2 separate regions of the Homo sapiens genome follow, and region 2 is linked to region 1. A link is a loop called in an ENCODE intact Hi-C map of the cell type or tissue named here. Cell type or tissue: CD4-positive, alpha-beta T cell. All regions are shown on one strand. Links, peaks and the distances in the headings refer to the core of each region. The heading gives the core; the rest is flanking DNA. Region 1 overlaps DDHD1 (DDHD domain containing 1). Region 2 holds the start of RTRAF (RNA transcription, translation and transport factor).

Region 1 (8,000 bases), core at 1-8,000:
ATGCACGTATTTTATTCTGCTTTCCCCACAGGACTGTAAATTTTGAGTGCAGAAGCTGTGTCTTACTGGTCTTTATATCTATCACAGCACCGAGTGTATTACTTCACACAAAGTAGTACCTCAATAAATATTTGATTTGTGTATACAAATATATAAGAAAATGATCCTTATCTTCCTTTTATTCAACTTGTATTAGATTTAAAGATAATGAAGTATCTCATGGAAATAGATTATTCTAGAATGGTTAATGGTTGGCAGAGCCCATCTGGATAACTCTTATTAAAAACGAATATACTCAAAGATATTTTATTATTTGTATTTTGCCATATATTACGTTATGCCCAAATTTTGTTGAAAGATAACACTTCACCATTTTTAAACTTTAAGATGACTTTATCATTTTAGGTTGAGAATTTCTTCTGTATGGGATCCCCATTAGCAGTTTTCTTGGCGTTGCGTGGCATCCGCCCAGGAAATACTGGAAGTCAAGACCATATTTTGCCTAGAGAGATTTGTAACCGGTTACTAAATATTTTTCATCCTACAGATCCAGTGGTGAGTTGCAATATAGACTCTTTTTTTTCTCAATGTCAAATTGTTCCTAAAAAGAATCTATCAGCTGGGCACAGTGGCTCACGCTTGTAATCCCAGCACTTTGGGAGGCTGAGGCGGGCGCATCATCTGAGGTCAGGAGTTCAAGACCAGCCTGACCAATGTGGTGAAACCTCATCTCTACTAAAAATACAAAAATTAGCTGGGCGTGGTAGTGGGTGCCTGTAAGGCAGGAGAATCACTTGAACCTGGGAGGTGGAGGTTGGACTGAGCCAAGATCATGCCACTGCACTCCAGCTTGGGTGACAGAGTAGTGAGACTCCATCTCAAACAAAAAGAAAAAAGCCGGGCGTGGTGCTCATGCCTGTAATCCCAGCACTTTGGGAGGCCAAGGCAGGCAGACTGCCTGAGCTCAAGTTCGAGACTAGCCTGGGCAACATGGTGAAACTCCATCTCTACTAAAATACAAAAAATTAGCTGGGCACGGCTGTAATCCCAGCTACTCGGGAGGCTGAGGCAATAGAATTGCTTGAACCTGGGAGGCAGAGGTTGCGGTTAGCCGAGATTGTGCCACTGCACTCCAGCCTGGGCAATAGAGCGAGACTCTGTCTCCAAAAAGTAAAAATCTGTCTAAGACATCTTACAAGGTGCCATCGAATTAATGAAAACACTTCATTTATCTGATTATTAAACGTGTGTTTTGGTTAATTTAGGGCTCATGAGATAAAGTACCTTAGAGATGGTCTGGTTATGTTGCACCTGTAATACAAGAGTGTAATGTAAAAATATTATTCCCAGACAGTTAGTACAAGAGACAGGAGTCTACTGGACTTTCAAACCTTAACCAATTGTAATACCAGTAACCTAGAAACCATAAATCTTAAAAATCCTGCTCTAAATACTTTTTTAATCTAAAGTATGCTACAATATTGGAATGTATTTTGTAGACTCTCTGAAAAATGAAAATATTCAAATACTGAACATCAAAATAAAACTTTATTATAGCCTAATAGAATTGTAAGATGTTGGATTTTTCTATTCTCTATTATGTTTATGCTGTAAATATTTTTTTTAATGGAAGCACTCCAAGAACCTTGCATCCTGTTAAACAGTGTAATGCCAAGTAAGATTTTCAGACAAGAAAAATGCCCCCTTAATACTTCTTTGGGACAAGGCTGGTTTAACTAAATATTAAACTATTTTAAATAGCATTTATTCTCTGAAAAAATAGCTTCATATAATTGTGGAAAGTCTTTTAAAGGATCCTTTTAGCTAGTACCAAATAAATATAACATTGACTAACCATTCGAATTTTAGAAAATCTCTCATATGTTAAAGACTTACAACTGCCATATTAACTTCACTGAACTGGAAGTTTAATATAAGATTCAAATACAAACTGCACAATCCTGGGCAAGTTATTTCTGAGATTGTATCTTATCTGTATGATGTAGATGATAATATTTTGCCTTCTAGGATTGTTAGGATTAAGTAAAATATATATACACCCAGCTAGACAATAAGCATTTCATTAACATATACTCATTTTATTCATTGTCTCGTAACTTGAAAGTGAATTTCAGTTCATAGGTCTGCTCTGAGCCCTGTCCTTTGTATAACTTAAACTTTGTTGTAACTTTAAAGGAGGATTCCAAACTCTTAAATTTTTATTATTCATTTTATAGTTTTTCTGTGATTTTTAAAAAAATTAATACTTTGTTAAATAGTTTACGTCAGAACGGTGCAAGGCAGTTTTTACAAATGTTATCTGTTCTTTCTCACATCTCTGTAAGAGAGGAAGTGTTACCTCCTTTCTACAGCTCAGGAAACTCAGGGCTCCGAGACCTAGTGACTTAACAAGCATCATGCAATTAATAAGTGACAGAGGCTGGGCGCAGTGGCTCTCTATTATCCCAACCCTTTGGGAGGCTGAGGTGGGAGGATTGCCTGAGCCCAGGAGTTTGAGACCAGCCTGGGCACCAAGGCGAGACCCCATCTCCATCTTAAAAAATAAAATTTTCTAAAAATGTAAATTAAAAAATAAGTGATAGAAACCAGAATATGAATTTGGGGGATTCTGATGCCGTATCCATTGCCTTTTCTGCTGTCTCATTGCTACTTCACATCAGACAGATGCTCTTATGCTGGCATCTGATTTATGCTGTTACTGTATCAATCTATTTTAAAACAGAGCTTAAATAGAGCTCCTAAAATATTAAAAATTGGCCTTATTTGCTGTTTCCCAGGATTACCATCTACTACTTCAACTTTGCTCCTAAGACTAAAATAAATCTAATTGTTACATATCAGAACATAATAAAAATATTTCTCTGAAAAACTAATTGATAGACACTATTAGCCTAGACTGTTTTTCATAATCTCATCATTAGATCAAGTGCATATTAACAGTGAACAAATAGAAATACATGTTTGAAATAGCTATTGTTTTTTAATTAAATTCCTTCTCGGAGGTTTACTTAACATGCAGTAGAGTAAGAACAGTTTACTAAAATCCAAGCATTGTGATTTAACACTGTGTTTCTTTGAATTTTTTTTTTTAAATCAAGGCTTATAGATTAGAACCATTAATACTGAAACACTACAGCAACATTTCACCTGTCCAGATCCACTGGTACAATACTTCAAATCCTTTACCTTATGAACATATGAAGCCAAGCTTTCTCAACCCAGCTAAAGAACCTACCTCAGTTTCAGAGAATGAAGGCATTTCAACCATACCAAGCCCTGTGACCTCACCAGTTTTGTCCCGCCGACACTATGGAGAATCTATAACAAATATAGGCAAAGCAAGCATATTAGGTAATTTCTCTTATGTATTCCTTATCTATGCATATAAGCACTTTCCTAGACATAAGTTTGGGGGACTAGAAGTATTCTATGTATTAGGAAACTCCCAGCAGTTAATCCCTGTGTCTAGAATTAACTACCCTCCCAATGTTCATATTTGAGGCCCAAAAAGCTCTAAAGTTCTCTGATTAGATCAGATCTTATAGTTTTAGAATATAAGATAGCTGGATGGACCAGAAAAAGCTGTTATGAGAATCAAGTCCCTCATTTTAATCTTGGTCCTACCACTTGCTGTGAGATCTTGAGTAAATAATATAGTTTTTAATGCTCTACTTGCTCATCTGTGAAATGAGAAAGCACTTGTGTCAGAGGGTGCTCCCTGTCAACCAGTTCTCTGATCTATTCTAAAAGTCTCTCAAACTGTGTGATTCCTGAGGGCAACAAGGATGTTTAATTTTTCTTTGAATGATCTCCAGTACTGGCACAATGTTTGCTGTATCACTGGAACTCGATTATGTGGTATTTGAATCTGTCCATTGCCTTTGGTTACAAGTTGCCTTAATGTAAAATACCACAAGGTGGCACTATAAATAGGCTTTATCTCCTGGACTCATTGGCTGTTTTACTTTCTCATGTTAATACATTGTTTATTGATGGCTTTTTCTTACATGTCCATTTAAATTCAGTAGTAAGTATATCAATAGTAAATCTATACTCATGTCAATGGCATGGTTCTTTTATCAAAGACTTTAATCTTGCCAAATATTTTAATAAACCATGATCACTTGAATAAAATAGAATCTTTATTCCTTTGTTTATATATTCCTGTGTTATATTCCTAGAGCTTATACAACTCTCATTCTATTCACCATTTTTATTTAGAAACCTGCAATATAAATTATAATTTTCTTATGTTCCCACCCTGGAAAAACATGACTAGGGTTTGGTCCCTCTGCCAGTTGGCTATAATTATGGGTGGTGCTCTTTAGCTTAGAGTGTGGTGTGATTCAACAGAATGACTACCCTGCTTTGTGAAATACAGGGGCTGCTAGCATTGGAAAGGGACTTGGAGGAATGTTGTTCTCAAGATTTGGACGTTCATCTACAACACAGTCATCTGAAACATCAAAAGACTCAATGGAAGATGAGAAGAAGCCAGTTGCCTCACCTTCTGCTACCACCGTAGGGACACAGACCCTTCCACATAGCAGTTCTGGCTTCCTCGATTCTGCATGTTAGTTCATACATTATTTCCTTAAGTTGATACTGTATCTTTTTAAAACTTGGGGAGGGCAGGGAGGTATAAAATATTAATACTAGCTAGTCAACTCTAAGATCTAAAGTGTGCCTTAACTTTGAAAGAAAAAAATGCTTTCCTTCTGCTTATATTTTTAAGAATAATTTCCAGGAAAATGCAGTTTTACTTTCTGCATTGATGAATTAATAGAATATTAGTAATTAGGGCCTTGTGGCACAAGGTCTTAACCATCAAGCATAAAACAAATCTCTTTAGGGTAAGTACCCCCTGAAGTTTATAAAGTAGATTTTTACTAATGTGATCTTCTCAGTCTCAAAAATCGTGTAATTATTGCTTTAGATCTATGCTGTATCTGGTCTTGAGACTTTAAAAACTGCTATACCAAAGTCATCCTACTTCTATTCAAAGCTTAGAAATTTTATTGGATCTGCTGAATGGCTTCCAATTCTATCCCAGCTACCTAGTGTAAAGCAGATATTGAAAAAATGAGTAAATAAATGGATAGTTATGTTGGACTTAGCATTATATGGATCTTTAAGCTTTCTCCGGTGGACTTAGAAAGTTTGAAATGTTGAGTAGTTGTGAAACACGAATACACTTAGTATATATTTACTTCCAAGAGTCTGAACTTGAACATTATTTTTAGGTGTCTAGTAAAATAAAACTAAAACGTCAAGTCCTATTTTTTCATTGACACCTATAATGAAATATAAATTCTGAAACTAGCTACTCCTTTTCTGTAACTATAGCAGGGAGAAAACTTTTCTTTCTCTAGAAATTTTTAAACAGATTTTATTTGTTACTTAGAGTATTGTGTTCTTACTGTGTCTGCTACTCTAAATTGTAAAATGATGGCATTCATTGCCATCCATCCTTAGAAAGTTCAGGTGTGACACTCCTAGAGGCTGAATAATTCTTCCACAGTCAACTCCACTCCAGGATGAATTATTAATAGGGTTGAACATTCCTACTTGGGCCAACAGCATTTTTAATTTAATTATATCTGTGCCAGACTCTGGACACTGAAAATTTTATAATTGCAAGTCTGGAAAATTCTTTTTTAGACTTTGATATTTGCATTAAATATATTTTACCTTCTATAAGAGTTCTCATACTATTTCTGACTTGTTTCCTTTTCTACTTAATATCAAAAATGTGATTGTGAAAATACAAAATTCTGTCGTGACATGCAGATGTCAAGAAAACTCTAACTGCTGAAGAAAATTAATTTCAAAGAATTTTGTAAGGTAGCAGGTAAAAAGTCATGGTTCTCTGTAATGTCATTAATGTGCAACAGTAGTGCTAGTAAACATCAGAGTGAGGGAGGGAGCAAGAAGAGCAGGGTAGGGTTTAACCCCCTAGAAAAAGGGTAATGAAAACGTATGTATAGAATCTACAGGCTCTGAGGGAATAAAACTTTTTTAGGTTTTTTTTTTCTGTTTAACATAGTAATTTCAAAATAATAGAGAAACCCCCAGTTTTTTCTTCCAGAACAGCAGTTAGTAGAGGTGCATAGCTGTATTGCATCTTTTTATTTTGAGAGCTTAACAAAATACATACTATGTCATTCTTACACATAAATTCTTTGATAGTCCGAATGGTAAAATAGTCAACAAGACTCAATATGAGGTAATTATGAGTCTTACACATATTCACATATTACACATACTTATATATTATACATATTACACATATTCACCTCTAGATATAGATATAACTATTAAAATTGGACTATTATAATAAGATTCTGCCTTTTAAATCCTATTCCCAAGATTTGCTTTACTAATTATTTGGCTTGCTTCAATAATGTAATCTGTGTAATCGTCATAATTTCTCGTCGTTAAGTGCTGTCTTGGCTATATCGTGCAAATCATAAAACTTTTCTTCATTAAATCTTCTTTCTGAAATTTGGTCATTGTGATTAGGTGATTCTGGCTTCCCTCCTTTCTTCCTTCTACTTACATTAATTGCCTCAGTTCTTCTGGATAACCTTTATTCTGAAGCTACCGACTTTGATTCACTTGCTATTTGAGGGTAAAATGGGGCACAGGCTTAGAATTCATGATCTGTCTGTTTCTTTATGTGAAGAACTAGTGTTGTCAATTGAAACCTATTTTATTTTCATCCAGTTGAAGCATCTTACCTAGCTATTCTTCTTTTGAAAAGTCTAGACTTCTTTTCTAACATATAATGCAAAGATCTGTTTCTTTTAGCATTGTTTTGCATCTAGGTTAGGAACTAAATTAGCTATGAATTTGGGGACTATCTGGGTGTTAACAGATTATGAGATTATATTTCAAGTTAGTTATGCTTACATTTTCCATGAAAGAGCTCCTTACAAAAATTAAGATGTGTACTACTTTATGTATGCTAGATTTAGTCAGTTTATTTGGGAGTATTGTTCTAACTTTTGGCCACTACATCATTGAAGGCCATTTTTAATCATCAGCCAACCCTTTACAGCATCTTGTGTTTTTTTTTCACAGATTTCAGACTTCAAGAATCGTTCTTTAATCTCCCACAACTTCTTTTTCCGGAAAATGTAATGCAGAATAAAGATAATGCCCTCGGTATGGTATATGTCAGGAATAGCATTCAGAATACTATAAAAATGATCTACTTAGAGTTCTTCTGCTTATTGAAAAATTGGATCAGTTCTTCTATGAGATCCCAGCTTCAGTGTTACCATTACAGACTATTTTATGTGTATTTTCATCCCATATTTTCTAGTCTTAAATGGTAGTGGTTCTGAAACCTGAAAATTGACTAGCCACTTAATGTGCTAAAGTATATTTGTGTATACTTCTACAAAGAAGGAACCTGAAGAAAAGCATAAGGTCATTTTCTTCCTTCTTTATTGTCCTAAAGGCTCCAAAGAGGTTTGCTATTTCTTTTCATTTAATACATTTAGATATAAAAGGGTTTCTAATAGTACAAAGAATGTCATCATTCTTGGTTATTTCAGGTATCAGTAAATTTACCACTTAGGGTTGTAGGTATGTCATAGCTGATTGCTTTCAACACAGATATTTAATGTAGTTTAGGGGAGTACATTCACTTTTAAAAACAGTATTCTTGGATGTAAGAGATATTTTTAATCTCTTAATTTTCAGTATATTCTAAATGTATCACTATGGATTAACTTTAGCAGTTTAAAATTATTTTTATGACTAACTTCTGATTCTTTTTCCACAGCTTCTCTTTTAAAAAAAAAAATGCTGGATTTTGTCTTTGACAAAACACGTTACAGGGCTTTGTGGGATTTTTTTTCTTTTAATGTTTTAACCAAATCTCATTTTACAGTTTCTTTATTTGATCACCAATTTTCATAAATTTTTTCAAGTAAAAAAAAAAAAAAACTCTTACATTACTTCAGTTTGCG
Region 2 (13,772 bases), core at 2,674-10,673, 1.1 Mb after region 1:
AATAAACTTCAACGGGCCACAAGCATGATTTGTGGACTGTGCATGAGCTATTTGTGGCTTTTTTAAGGTACAAAGTGAGAGGAACATGAAGTTTTTCACTCAAAAATGACCCCCTAGCCACTGAATACATTCAATTTGCTTTAGGAAGCACTGAAGTAAGCTATCCTTTCTCTAAGTTGTAGAACGTAGAATGGATATCTTAAACAGATACATGCAAAGTTTAAAATCACGGCCATACCAGAAGAAATGTTCATTAACAACTTATTTAGGATTTATAGAAACGTACCTCTTTTGTTTGATTTGCCTTAGCAACTGCATCCTGTGTCAGGCGCTCCTGAACCAAAATCCGAATTGCCTAAGAAACCCAAAAATATTTTTACTTTTTATAGGCTGTGTACCTGTCATCCTTTCTTCTATGAGCCCAGAGAATAAGGATGCTCATTTTGATGAAGTCAGAATTACCTAAGTTCATTAATAAACTCCCCATTAAATTAAAAATAAAAAAAACCCACTAATATAACGTAACCTTTCACACTTCTAGTATTTTAATAATGTTGAATGGTGCTTGCAACAATTAAAACCATTTTTTGAATAGGTAATGCACGTGACTGGTAAAAAACAACTTTAAATACAGCAAGACACATGGTAAAAAGTAGGTCTCCTTCCTACCTGAGCCTTGCGATCCCCTACAGATTCCTTACCCTCACTAAAACTGCGAAATGACGAGCATGCTTAGCACGAATACACATTTTTGACACAAAGGGTAGCAGATCATACATACTGTCTTACACTTTGCTTTTATCACTTCACTCTAGTAAAATATTTTCAAACCTTTCAAAGGACACCGTTGGTGGTTTTAATCACCAAGGCATTTCATTATGGTAGGCATGCATGCAAGTATCCATACACACTTAAAAATCAAATTTTAAAAAAATGGAATTTTAATTAGGAAGATGACAATTACAACTCAAAAATAAGTGTGAAAACTTAAACTATAATTTTTAAATAAAAAACCAAATGCTATCTTTGAAAAACCGAATTCAAACAATGTTTAACAGTTATTGCAGATGTTATTAAATAGTCTGGTTGCCAAACAGTTAATATACTGATGCTTGTACTTGGCAAACGTACTAAGATGTTTTCCATATTATGTTATTGTTTGAATGCCTCTTAAAATAACTCAAAAGGGACAAATGTGCAGCAGGACTAGAATTTTATAGCATTTTGTTGTAGTTGATTTATACTTTATCCCCTTGGGTTTTGAAGTCTAACAAAAGCATCCCAAATACGCTATGCATTGTCTGACTCTCCTCTCACTTACTTTATGATTAAAGCTGACATGATCACTATAGAACAGTTCCAAGGCAATTTACATAATTGTCGGAATAAAGAACAAGCCTTTGAAATAGCTAAATTTCACTAAAAACATTTTTGTCTTTTGGCATGCAATCTGGATTGAGAAAATCCAAGTTAACATTCAGATTCAGTATAGAAAATTTTAATAACTTAGGAATACAACAGTCTTGTTAAAACTGACATTTAATAATAAAAATCTAAAAAGCATGGTAAGTTATGGCTTAATCTCTTCTGGGTAGAGTGATATTTATCACAAAGTAGTTTACATGCACAAGGTCTAGTTAAAAGCTTTTAATCTCTTATAAAATTTCCAAGTCTGGTATCTTAAGTACCACTCCCCTGATCCACACCACTGTACTTTCACGATTACTAGGAATAAATCTTCTGAAGTTTATGATTTCTCTCAGAAACAAGAGACCTCTTTCAGATTACTGGGATTCCTGAAGTATAGTTATGAACTGAGTGGCCTATCTAGCATCGGGGACAGAAAGATTCATTTCTCAAAGAGATTTTGGGGTTATATATTTTTGACCAAATTCACCATTACTCATTTGGCATTTTCGACCATCTTAACAAATGCAGACTATGAATCATTAAAAAGACTAACTAAACAGAAGTAGGGTAATGTGGGAAAAACAATGGACCACAGGGTTATAGTGCTTAAAATCCTGGCTCTGTCATTTTCTGTGTCATCTTAGACATTATCCTCATTGAGTCTCAGTTTCTTCATATGATATATATTTTTAAAAAGATATTAGCAGCTGTCTCTAGGATTGTTGGCAGGATTGAATGAGAACATCTTTGCAAAGGATTTAGCATAGTGCAGGCAGAAAACAGAATCCAAATCAGATAAAACCATGAAATCTACTTTATGTTTCATATTCTTCTGTGTATTTTAGTCATTCAACCATAATTTTAATATCAATAGTTAATATTTAGAAAATAAAGACATTTTTCTATGTGCACAGTTTCTGTCAAGAATCAAGAACATGAAGCTGACCTTAAGCATTACCAGGTAATCATCATGACGCTGAATCTGAAGCAGGTTAGCCAAAGCCATCACACCAGCCTTAAAATCAGGATTATTTACTATAAAAGATTAAAAACAAACAAAAACTTACAACCCTGCAAACGTATAATTACAAACATATTTGTGAACATACAAAAACATTTTTAACTTTTCGGTAGCAACAAATCTCTTAGTTTTTAAAACTGCTACTCACAAGAGAAAAAAGAAAGCCCTGTAGACTATCAACAATTAAATAAATTGGTAAGATAAAATGGTTTTCCTATTACTGTATGAGACGGTCCCCAACTTAGGATGGTTAGACTTGTAATTTTTTGACCTTACAATGAGTTCAGTGGGATGTAACCCTAGTGCAAGATGAGGAAAATCTGAACTTACAGTGGTTCCAACTACAATTTTTCAGCTTTACAATGGGTCTTCCGGGGTATTAAATGCATTTTTGACTTATGATATTTTCGACTTTGGGACATGATCTCATCCTAAGTCAAGGAGTATCTGTATTTCATCAGCCAAACTGAATAATCCAATAAATGACTAATTTAACTCACATTATATTTGTCCTGTAACTTTTTCTGCAAGGCTAAATTATACAGCACTTTTAATTAACATTTCTTCCCAAGGCCATTAATTTTAGTACATAGATCCCCTCCATGGATAGTTTTCCCAAAACCTTCTCTCTAAGCAGCAGCTCTGGAGTGTCCAAGAGGCTCACTCATTCAAAAGGGTTAACTCCTAAATTATAGGTCACAATGAATTAGCCAGTGAACAAATATTTTACACATCATAATTTAGGTAATTAGATTCTTCATATTTTTAAAAAGGGAAATTACTAAAAGATATCCAGGACTTAAAATAATGGAAAATTTTACCACTTGTCTGATAGAGTCATTGGATTAAAAGAAATTTACACATTCAAAAAGGCAAACAATGACCCCCATGATTAAATACAAATCAAAACTCCAAATTACTAGAAGCAAATCAAATCAACATTCAGATATTCAAATGCAAGGGGAAGGAGAAAGCACATCATAAAAACATTATAGAGAATAAAATGTTAACATAAATGCTGTCTGCATGGATCCTTCTAAATTTACTAAAACCAAGTAAACCTGGACTTCATTCTTCAAAGAAAAAAACATTTAAAAAACCAAAAATGTTGATGTTCAATGTTATGCATTTATATACTCACCATCCAAATTGATCAATGGTTCTGCATTTTTAGTTGCATTGTCAGCAGTTTTTGAATTATCAGGTACTAAATCCTTGTATTTTTCAGCTATAAAAACAGGCAAAAATATAATTTGTACAACTGCAACTCAAGGTAAAATGACTACTGCTATTTACCAAATTTAACTGAGCCAAAATGATTACAGGTTGAGTTTCCCTTACTGGAAATGCCAATAATTTCCAATTTTAAATTTTTTCAGACTTCGGATTATCTGCATATATAAAATGGGATATTTTGGGGATGGGACTGAAGTCTAAACACAAAATTCATTTTTATGTTCAATGTACAACTTATACACATAGCCTGAAGGTAATTTCATATAATATTTTTAATAATTTTGTGCATGAAATAAAGTTTGTGTTAAGTGCTTATGTGTGGAAATTTCTACTTGTGTCCTCATGTCAGTGCTCAAAAAGTTTTGGATTTTGGAGCATTTAGGATTTCAGATTCTCGGATTAGGGATGCTTAACCTGTATAAGCATAAAACAATTCATTCAATCAAGCTTAATTTTTGCTATAGAAAATGTAAAAAGACAATGTAACTATCTTTTTGATTAAGCTAAAGCAATTACTGGACTATGTGACACAAATATCTTTTCATTAACATTTCTAAAGGCAATCATTTCAAACATGTAAATTTTAGGAAGGTAAAAATCTGCTTTTACAGCTTCCTCTGAAATCTGGGGTAGAAGAATGGGAGGAGGGTTAAGTATAGGTTACGTAAGATTAAATACAAACTCATTAAAAAGTACGCTTCCCCCCATCTTCTTTTGAATGCTGTACATAAAATCCAAAAACCTTGCTTTCCCCAAAAAAATCAATACATCAAATACACCATCATATACAAACCTCAAACTTATTTCATGGAAACTTGAAATTCAGAATTCCAAAGGTAGATTTTATTATTTTCATTTGAAAAACAATACTTCAAAGGAATTCAAAAATAAAAACACTTATTAATAATTCACTAAACTTAATGTTCAAAATGGCATCTTAGGCTATACAGTGCTTATGGGATCTGTTAATGAAACGAGGAAAAAATAAAAGCATAAAATTTAAGTCAGAGTTAAAAAGGCTTCCACTGGCCAAATCTGGAACAGTATCAACAGCAAAATACGTGATGACAGAAAGGATTATAATCCATTGAATAAAATAAAAATCCATGTATCTATACTGATTTAAACAAGTAAATTAGAGATGGGAAAACTTACAAGAGAAAGCCAACAAATAAATGTAGAAAAAATGATGAAATTAGAGAACACCTTTTGTCGATTAACATAATAAATGACTGAGGCAAGAATCATCATATGGTTGCTAAAACTAGTGGGGGAAACTTGAGGCGCAAAAACATAATTGATACAGTCTCAAAGTACCTCCCCACAAGATATATTTATTACAAAGAGGAAAATAGTAACTTTACAGTGGAGAAACCATAACCTAGTGATCAAAGTAACATAACTAGTAATGGGACATATCGCTATCACGTATCTCCTAATATGATGCACTAAAAAGAACACATCACTTCTGTGTTACTCCTAACAAAAGTATAAACCCCAAATCTAATCATGAGGAAACATCATATAAATCCAAATTGAGGGACACTCTACAAAATAAATGTCAGGGTCATGAAGCACAAATAAAGACAGGAACTGTTCCAGATTTTAAGATACTAAGACAGATGTAACAACTAATGCGGTGCATAATCCAGGATTGCTCTGGGTTATTTTTTTCTTTCGAGAGAAGTGGGGGGTTTGGTAAAATGTGAATAAATAATAGTATATCAAAGATAACTTCCTGATTTTGATCACTGTACTGTGGTTATATAAGACAAAGTTGTTTTTAGGAAATGCACTTTAAAGTGTTTAAGAGTAAAAAGGAATCATCTATAATTTACTATCAAATGGTTTGGAAAAAAATGGTGTGTGCCTCTGTGTAGAGAGAAGGATGAAGCAAATGAGGTAACACGCTACATTTGTAGACTTGAGGTATATGAAAATCTTTGTACTATTTTGTAATTTTTCTATACATCTGAAATTATACATTTAAAAAATTTCAGTTATTGATCATGTTGACAAGCTACCAAAAGGCTTCAAAAAATAGTAGAGCGCAAATAATAAAAACTCACAATGGTTTCAGCAAATTTTAAAATAAGTAACTTAAAAGTCAAGGAGGCAACATATCAATGTAAAACCACAAAAGAACATCAGCGCCTCCTACCGATTAGAGACAGTATTATTTGACCAATTTTCAAGTCTGTTTTTGCAATTCTGAATTTTAATAAACAAAACTTGTTTTCTAGCTTAGACTTTTAATATACTTTTGATACCATTCACCTTCAAGTATATGTTGACTTCCTTTTTCAATATTGAAAAATTTACATTCCACACACAAGCTTCTTTTATTCACTAAAAGAACATGCTATTACTGAGAAATACATGTACTTACTAAAGTCAACTGCAGGTATACATGACCATATGCATCTACCATTGAAGGTTAACGGGTTATAAAAATGGAACAAATAGAATAAAACAAATAAACTGAGATGTAAGAATTTGGGAATAAATGAAAAACAGTTTTGATAAGCTACAAATTGGCTCATATACAATTCCTACCAATCCAGAGCAGGGTAGATAAAAAGACCTTGTTAAAGGCCCTAAAATCAATACTACACTAAAGCCATAAGGCTTATGAATACATGTATTTTCTAAAGAAAGAAAAGTTTTTTTTTTTTAAATTAAATGGAAAAGTAAACGAAGTCTCAAATTGAGCTTTCCTTAAGATTTTTGCCATAAGGCTTCTGAAATTTAAGTCTGAGGCATCAGCAAAAAATTGGCTGATGCTCCAAATCAGTGTATGTAAACACTCACATATACTGCATTCGCCACACATTACTGAAATTGATAAGCACCTGTTGTGTGCAAGAAACTATGTCAGGTACTGTGACAGACACAATATTGACCTGTACCCCCCAAGATGTCCATGTCCTGATCCCTGGAACCTGTGTATGTGTTACCTTACATGGCAAGATTTGCAAATATGATAAAATTAAGGATCTTGAGATAGGGGATTATCCTGGATTATCCAGGTGGGCTCAGGAGGATCAGAGCCAGAGACAAAGTTATGACAATGGAAGCAGAATCAGATAAGAGACTGGAAAATGCTATGCTGCTAGACTTGAAGAAGGAAGAAGGGGCCAGAGTCAAGGAATTCAGGCAGCCTCTAGAAGTTAAAAAAGGAAAGAAACAGATTCCCCCGAGAGCCTCCAAAAGGAACCTGCCTTGCTGACAACTTGACATGAACCCAGTGAGGCTAATGTTGGCCTTCTCATTCTAAAATAATAAATTGTGTTTTCAGTCACTGAGTTTGTAGTAATTTGTTACAGCATCAATTGGAAGCTAAGAGAGGTACCATGTAGGAATCAAAGCTGAGTATCAGTTTACAAATTACTGGGACGAATAAGACATAGAAGCAAAATGGAAAGTGGTTAATGACTTAAAATGTATAGGGTTAAAAGCTATGGAAGTTCAGAGGGAAATTATACTGCTGCTAAGACATAAGACAGCATATGAGATGGATCTTAAAAAGATGGGTAGGATTTAGATGTGTAGATAGAATGAAATGGTATATTAGCCAAGGGAAAAGTGTGAACAAAGAAACAGAGGGGGAAATGGGATATAAACAGGAAGCACTATTATTCTAATTTAGCTGGGATGTCAAGATGTGAATACAGGTTGGATATCAGTCATCATTAACTACCATGCTAAGGAGCTTAAAATTCTTTTTATAGAAAATGGGAAATTAGTGTTTATGGATATGTATGTTTATTAATATGAATATGTAACTGGAACTGTTCTTTGGAAACAAGGAGTAAGTGGCATCCTAAAATAGATTAACGTTTCAGAAAGTTAGCTTGGTTGGCCATGCAGTTAAGAACAGAAGGTGACACTAATGGGAGATATTATAATACTCCTGGCAGAAAGTGACAAGAGCCTGAATTAGGATTATGCCAATGGGAATGAAGATACAACAAACATGAGAAAAAGTCAGTGTAGGTGGGATGAAGGGAAAGGGATAAGCCAAGATATAAAAAGGCTTCCAAAGTAAATAATTAAGAAGACTGTAACTAACCGAAAAACACAAAATGCAGGGGATGCAGATAAGATAATCAAATCTTGCATTTAGATGTTGGCAGGCCTTTCAAAATGAAATGGTCTAATAAGAGAAAACACCCGTTTAAAGAAAAATTGTTTTTACTATAGGTACTAACATTCAGAAGCTTCCAACCATAGAAGTATCTGTGCTAAGACAGTAAACATAAGTAATATATTCTGGCCTATAGAGTATTAATGTATATTGGCATTAGACATGTTTCAGTCTTTTGAGAAATTACCTACTGCAACAACACTTCAAAGTCCCATCAATTCTGGGACACTAAAAACAATTTAATTTGAAAGGCTAAGGTGCAGACCATATTATCAAAGTAGTGTTACTCTGTGAGAAGACAGTCAATTAGCCTTCTCCAGAGGGCACCATTTCCAAATTCTAACAGAAATATATAAACACCAATGAAAGACAATAAAAGTGCTTTTAACTTGTGATAAGAATAAACCAAAGGTAAAATAGTACTAGACAAAACAAACTGCAAAGTTCCCTACATTTTCACACTCCCTTTCCCATCTTTCCTCTCTCTTTAAAATACACATTCCCCACAAAACGTACCATTATCTCCATATTCAAGTCTAACAGCTAAACCAAGAAGCCAGTCAATAGCTTCTTGTCGATCTTGAATCTTGAAAGGACAGTTAACATCTCTGAGATACTGTGAGGGGGAAGAAAAGAAAACCACCAGTTTCATTATTACCATAAAGTCACAGAAAAAAGAATGGGAGAGTTGAAAGAGACCTTAGTTTGGATCTCTAACAATTTTTTAATAACATTACTACACTTTTGATGCAATTATATAACCCAACAGAAGGGAACATTTAAGTGTATCATCTTAAGAAAAAAAATAGAATACGACAACTTCCTCATTTTATAGATGAGAAAGCTGAGGCCTAGAGATTGACACTTGCCAAGGGTTACACAACTTACACCTGGGACTAGAATCTAAGCTTTCTGATTCCTAGTCTCAATACACATAGAGCAATTAACTAAAAAGAATAACTTTAAAAAGGATATACAATAAATCATTATCTATCTAAACCTTAACTTTCATATTATGGAAATGCCACTGAAAAGAGTAGCCATGTAACATACATGTAGGGTGTAACCAAGTAATTTAAATAAATGTCAGAAGCTGTATATTCAAATAAATGTTGCATATAATAGTATTATATGTAACATTAATTATATGTAATATAAGATTATAATAAAATCAACTTGAAGGATAATAACTGTTTAGGTTCTGATATGTTGAAATTATTCTTACTGTCATTCCAGGTGTTTCACATCAGAAATACGTGTGTGTATATGTACATATATACACACACATACATACATATTTCTTTTTTTTGAGACAGAGTCTTGTTCTGTTGCCCAGGCTGGAGTGCAATGGCACAATCTTGGCTCACTGCAACCTCCGCCTCCTGAGTTCAAATGATTCTCCTGGCTCAGCCCCCTGGGCAGCTGAGATTACACACATGCGCCACCACACCTGGCTAATTTTGTGTTTTTAGTAGAGACGGGGTTTCGCCACGTTGGCCCGGCTGGTCTCGAACCCCTGACCTCAGGTGATCCACCCATCTTGGCTTCCCAAACTGCTTGGATTATAGGCATGAGCCACCGTGCCCAGCCTAGACAATTTTTTATATTCTCCAGATACCTTTCTACATGCAGAATTCTGTACTGTCTTGTACACATGAATAGACCATAAAATGTAATATAAACAAACATAAAATCCTAAAAATATATTTCAAAGTTTTAAGAAGTCCACTGAAAATTTTAAAAATATTTTCTAAGAGCAAAGGAAAAGAATACAGTAGTATTAATAGTAGTAGTATAGAGGCATTGGCAGTAATAAGCTTATCACACTTGCTATGCGCCAGGGACTTCTGTGAACAATTACTCATTAAAAACAAAGCCACACTTATGAGATAGGTATCATTGTTACCCTCACTTATTGATGAAAAAATTGAGACACGGAAAGGTTAATAACAATGATGTAATTTATACAATCCCTAATTTATAAAATCACTGATTCTAGGGAGAAAGTGCCTAATCACACTGCTCTCGCAAATGAAAAACTTAGCCTTTTTCAAGAAAAATATCTCACTCATCAAATATAACTGATGAAAATGTTTAATGTAAGAAATGACACTAAAAGCATTTTTATTCTAATCTGAGAATTCTTTTTTATGCAAAAGTGTTACTAAAACTAAATCAATGGGAAAATGATTCAAGGCACAAAAATATGATATACCAGAGATCATTTAAGGACTATTTCCCTAGCATACAACAAGGGATATCTGTTTACATTAAATATAAGCATAAACACGACAGTCTTGGTTTTCAAGCATCTCAATAATGTCTTTTTTTGAGACAAGGTGTCACTCTGTCGCCCAGGCTGGAGAACCTCAGCCTCCCAATTAGCTGACACTACAGACACAGGCCAGCACACCCAGATAACTTTCTATTTTCTTGTAGAGACAGGGTTTCATCATGTTGCCCAGGCTGCTGTCAGAACTCCTGAGCTCAAATGATCTGCCACCTCAGCCTCCCAAAGTGCTGGCATTATAGGTGTTAGCCATCACACCTAGCCAATGTCTTCTTTTAATATAAGAAATAGTACTGTGTTTAACAAAAATTCTGATTTGGGCCATAAAGGGAAAGCGAAATATTTACATCATTATTTATTTAAGAAACTTCATGTTTCTAGAGAAAACTATTTCTACCTAATACTGAAAGCTTGGTAGGAAGACATAAAATAATTTGCTCTAAAAGCAAAAGACACATCTAAGAAAAAAGCAAAATCCCTGAAATCCAGCTTTCCTAACACTGATCATTATCATTTTTTTCTTAAAAGAAGAAAGTAATTTTAAGCTCATCTTCATGATTTTTCAGACAAACTCTCTGTATTTTTACTTTACTTCCTAATTCATTACCTTTTCAAAGAACTTGGGCCAGTCGCTGCTGTGGATGTTTCTTAAATTCCCTCTGTCTTCAATCTTGTAGTGCCTGATTTTCTGGTCTTCAAGCCAAACGATGAAGTTTCTAAATTCTGTTTCATCTGCAATAAAAAATATCACATAAATAACTAGAAGCACTACATAAAATACCTCCTTCTCAGGTATATGTTCAGATATATGTTCTTGTGGAATTTTCTTAACTTCAAAATACTAAATTAATTGAACCAAAAGAGGGAGTTGAAAGTACAGATTCTGGAGTTGAAAGTACAGATTAACAATGATCTGTTCAAATCCTGGGTCCAGATACTTACTGGTTGTGTGAACTTGGGATAATCACCCACATTTTCTGTGCCTCAGACTCTTCAGCTACAAAATGAGGGTGCTAATAGAACTTACCTCATAGAGTTATGAAGATTAAAAGAAGTTGTTTTATTTAAGAAGTTTCTTAAATAAAATAAATACGGATAAAAACAGTGCCTGGCACATAGTTTTGCTATTTAAGTGTTACATATTAATATTCCAGTTCCTTTGCGGACAGAAAGGGGAAGGAGGGCAAGGTTAAATTTATAGCAAAGTAATAAAGTAAAATATACAACAAAATAATAAGTAAAAGAAATTAAATGACAAAAAAGACACTGTGACAACTGTTGTCATGGAATGTTAACTGCACATTAAGTGCATAATTGTTTCGTTTAATCCTCCCCATACCTCTTTTGAGGTAGGTAATATCCCATTTTACAGATAAGAACATTGAGACTCAAAGATTCCAATCCAGAACAAGGCTCTATTGTCACTGATACTTTTTTGTTAAAGTAGAAAAACAATAGATTATAATTTGATATGCTTCTACAGGCGATCAACAAAACACTGTCATCCTGCTTAGAAATTATTTTCAATTTGTGAGTCAAATTCAAGCTTCCATTATAAGGTCTTGAGAATTACACAGTGGTCTGAGTATCACAAGTTATACTTGATCACTTTCAAACTTACCAGTCTATCACAGGCCACAACTATACAAAGGAAACGAGTAGTGGTGGGTAGCAGTTTAGTTACAGTGAGTAGCAACGTTATTACTTTTTAAAATTCTAATGCTGTAAAATCCCAAATACCTTTGTATTCACAATTCAACCTTCCCACTCATCTGCTATTAACTTTTTTGCAACACCACATAACACAACTAGCCCGTTACTACACGCGCTTACCCTCCCACTGTGATCGGTCCTGATTTCATTGTGTACTGTCTCAAACTGCTCAGTGGGTTCTGATTGCTTCCACCCCTCGTCCCTTTAGCTCCTGGCAGGCAGTGAACTAGTCTTCAAGTTACTCAGCACCTTCCTCAGAATCCAGCACCGCGCTGGCCCATAATTAGCAGGTGCTCAAGGTATCGCCTAATTACCCAGGGAACCATGGAGTTGAATAGTGAGTGAGAAAGACGAATGCTCTCCCTTTTATGTACAGAGAAGGTAGTTACGTGATGCTTGGAGTTAAGCAAGTGCAGAAAGTAACATGCCGAGACAGGAGTAGGTGAGAGGGCTTTAAAGGCGGGAAGGGGCGGCGAAGAGCCGAGGTACGTGGCGACCCAGAGGAGAGGGGCCCGGAGGCTGCCGGCGGAAACCAGGCCGCCGAGGGTCCCGACGGGGAGGTGGGGTGCGGGCACTGAGGCTGGGACCTCCGCCCAGGTCAGGGACACGCGGCCGGGCTGAGGCCGCCGCCTCACCTTTGCAGTTGAAGCCGGCGGGGTTGTGGTAGTCGAGAGCCGTCAACTTGCGTCGGAACATGGTCCCCGCTTCTCGCTCTGGTCCCCCGGGCCTCGGCCGGGAGAGAAGAAGCGAGGTGGAGCGGGAGGCGCAGGCACCGGCGACGCGGCGAGAGGGCGGGCAGGCGCTGAGTCGCTCCGAAATGACGGCGGCCTTCGCCAATCGTGGCTTAAAAGCGGTGGCCGCCGGCAAATGCCCACCAATCGCGGCTCCGGCTGGGGAGGCGGGGCCACGTCGGCGCACGTCGACGCTCAAATAAACTTTATTGTCAGCTTCCTGGTTGTACAATAGGCAGAAAACCACCGGGAAGCCACTTTCCTTTCTTTCTTGCTATAGCATGCAGAGAATAGTATATGTAGGCTTTTGGTATTCGCTGTACCTCCCGTTGGATTACAGAATTACTGTTTAGTGTTTTGAGTGCATTCATTCATTTTATTACTCCTCCTACATAACAGGTGCTCTTCTAACACTGGTAATACAAAGACTACAAAGCAAGGTCCCTATAGTAAGATGCTTTCAGACTAATTGGGAGTGATCCACAGGTAAACATACAATTGTTAATACGATGCGATCGTTCCAGATATCCTCAGCCAGAGTGAAATCTGAAGCCGAGATCGTCCCTCACTCCCCCTCACCCTCGGTCACAGCATCCAGTAGGTCACCAATTCCTGCCATTCTGTCTCTCCTAACTCTCAAATCCCTCACCTCCTTTCGGACCCCACTGATACAGCCACAGATCAGATCCTCATCACTTTTGCTTACTCTAATTATCTGATTGATTTCTTAGGGCCAGTCCTGCGTTCTCCAAACCATTCCTCCATACAGCGATGAGAGAGATTTTTCTAAAGCAAAAACCTGTACATAACTTTCTCTGCTTATGTTTTAGTGGTTCCTGGTTACCCCCTAGAAATAATCAAAACTCCTTATTGTATTTAAGATCTTTCCTGATCCAGTCTCTACTTGCTTTTCAGACAGTGGAGAGAGAGCAGTGAACAAGACAGACCAGGCCCCTATTTTCATGGAGTTTAAAAGGCTAATGAGGGAAACAATAAACAGATAAGTATAAACTAAGGCTTGAAGATGGTGAGGCATTCACCATGCAGTCAAAAGGGTAACCTAGTTTGAGGGAAGAGGATGTATAAAGGCAAGAAATGAGCAACAGCATGGCCCAGAGGGACTAGAGCTTATAGGGGCTGGAGGGTGAGAGGGAATGACAGCTGATAAGACTATAGACAAAGGCAGGGCTCTGATAAGGAAAAGCCTCTCATGGCAAGCTAAGG

Evidence for each region. Peaks named below come from ENCODE experiments on the same cell type or tissue, not always from the same donor. Only the 100,000 strongest peaks of a DNase experiment are listed, where the experiment ranks them.
Region 2: it touches region 1 in a loop (6-fold over the local background); 2 of 110 quality-filtered maps call a loop at or near these places.

Annotation. Positions count from the first base shown.
Region 1 is chr14:53,051,032-53,059,031 of GRCh38, reverse strand. DDHD1 (DDHD domain containing 1) reads left to right here. Exons shown (of 13, transcript NM_001160148.2): 9 at 406-555; 10 at 3,120-3,372; 11 at 4,403-4,594; 12 at 7,105-7,188. Among named protein-coding and RNA genes, the nearest start is that of DDHD1, 98 kb to the left of the region's middle. In CD4-positive, alpha-beta T cell, for the core only: CTCF peaks have their summits at 3,740 and 3,939 (motif pointing right); a DNase peak (open chromatin) is centred at 3,921.
Region 2 is chr14:51,988,381-52,002,152 of GRCh38, reverse strand. RTRAF (RNA transcription, translation and transport factor) reads right to left here and starts at 12,607. Exons shown (of 8, transcript NM_016039.3): 1 at 12,453-12,607; 2 at 10,712-10,836; 3 at 8,331-8,430; 4 at 3,573-3,659; 5 at 2,357-2,445; 6 at 287-355. The coding sequence starts at 12,513. LOC105370497 (a long non-coding RNA gene) reads left to right here and starts at 11,569. Exons shown (of 3, transcript XR_007064166.1): 1 at 11,569-11,634; 2 at 13,464-13,772. RefSeq lists enhancers at 12,128-12,187, 12,528-12,822. In CD4-positive, alpha-beta T cell, for the core only: a CTCF peak has its summit at 5,824; a DNase peak (open chromatin) is centred at 5,822.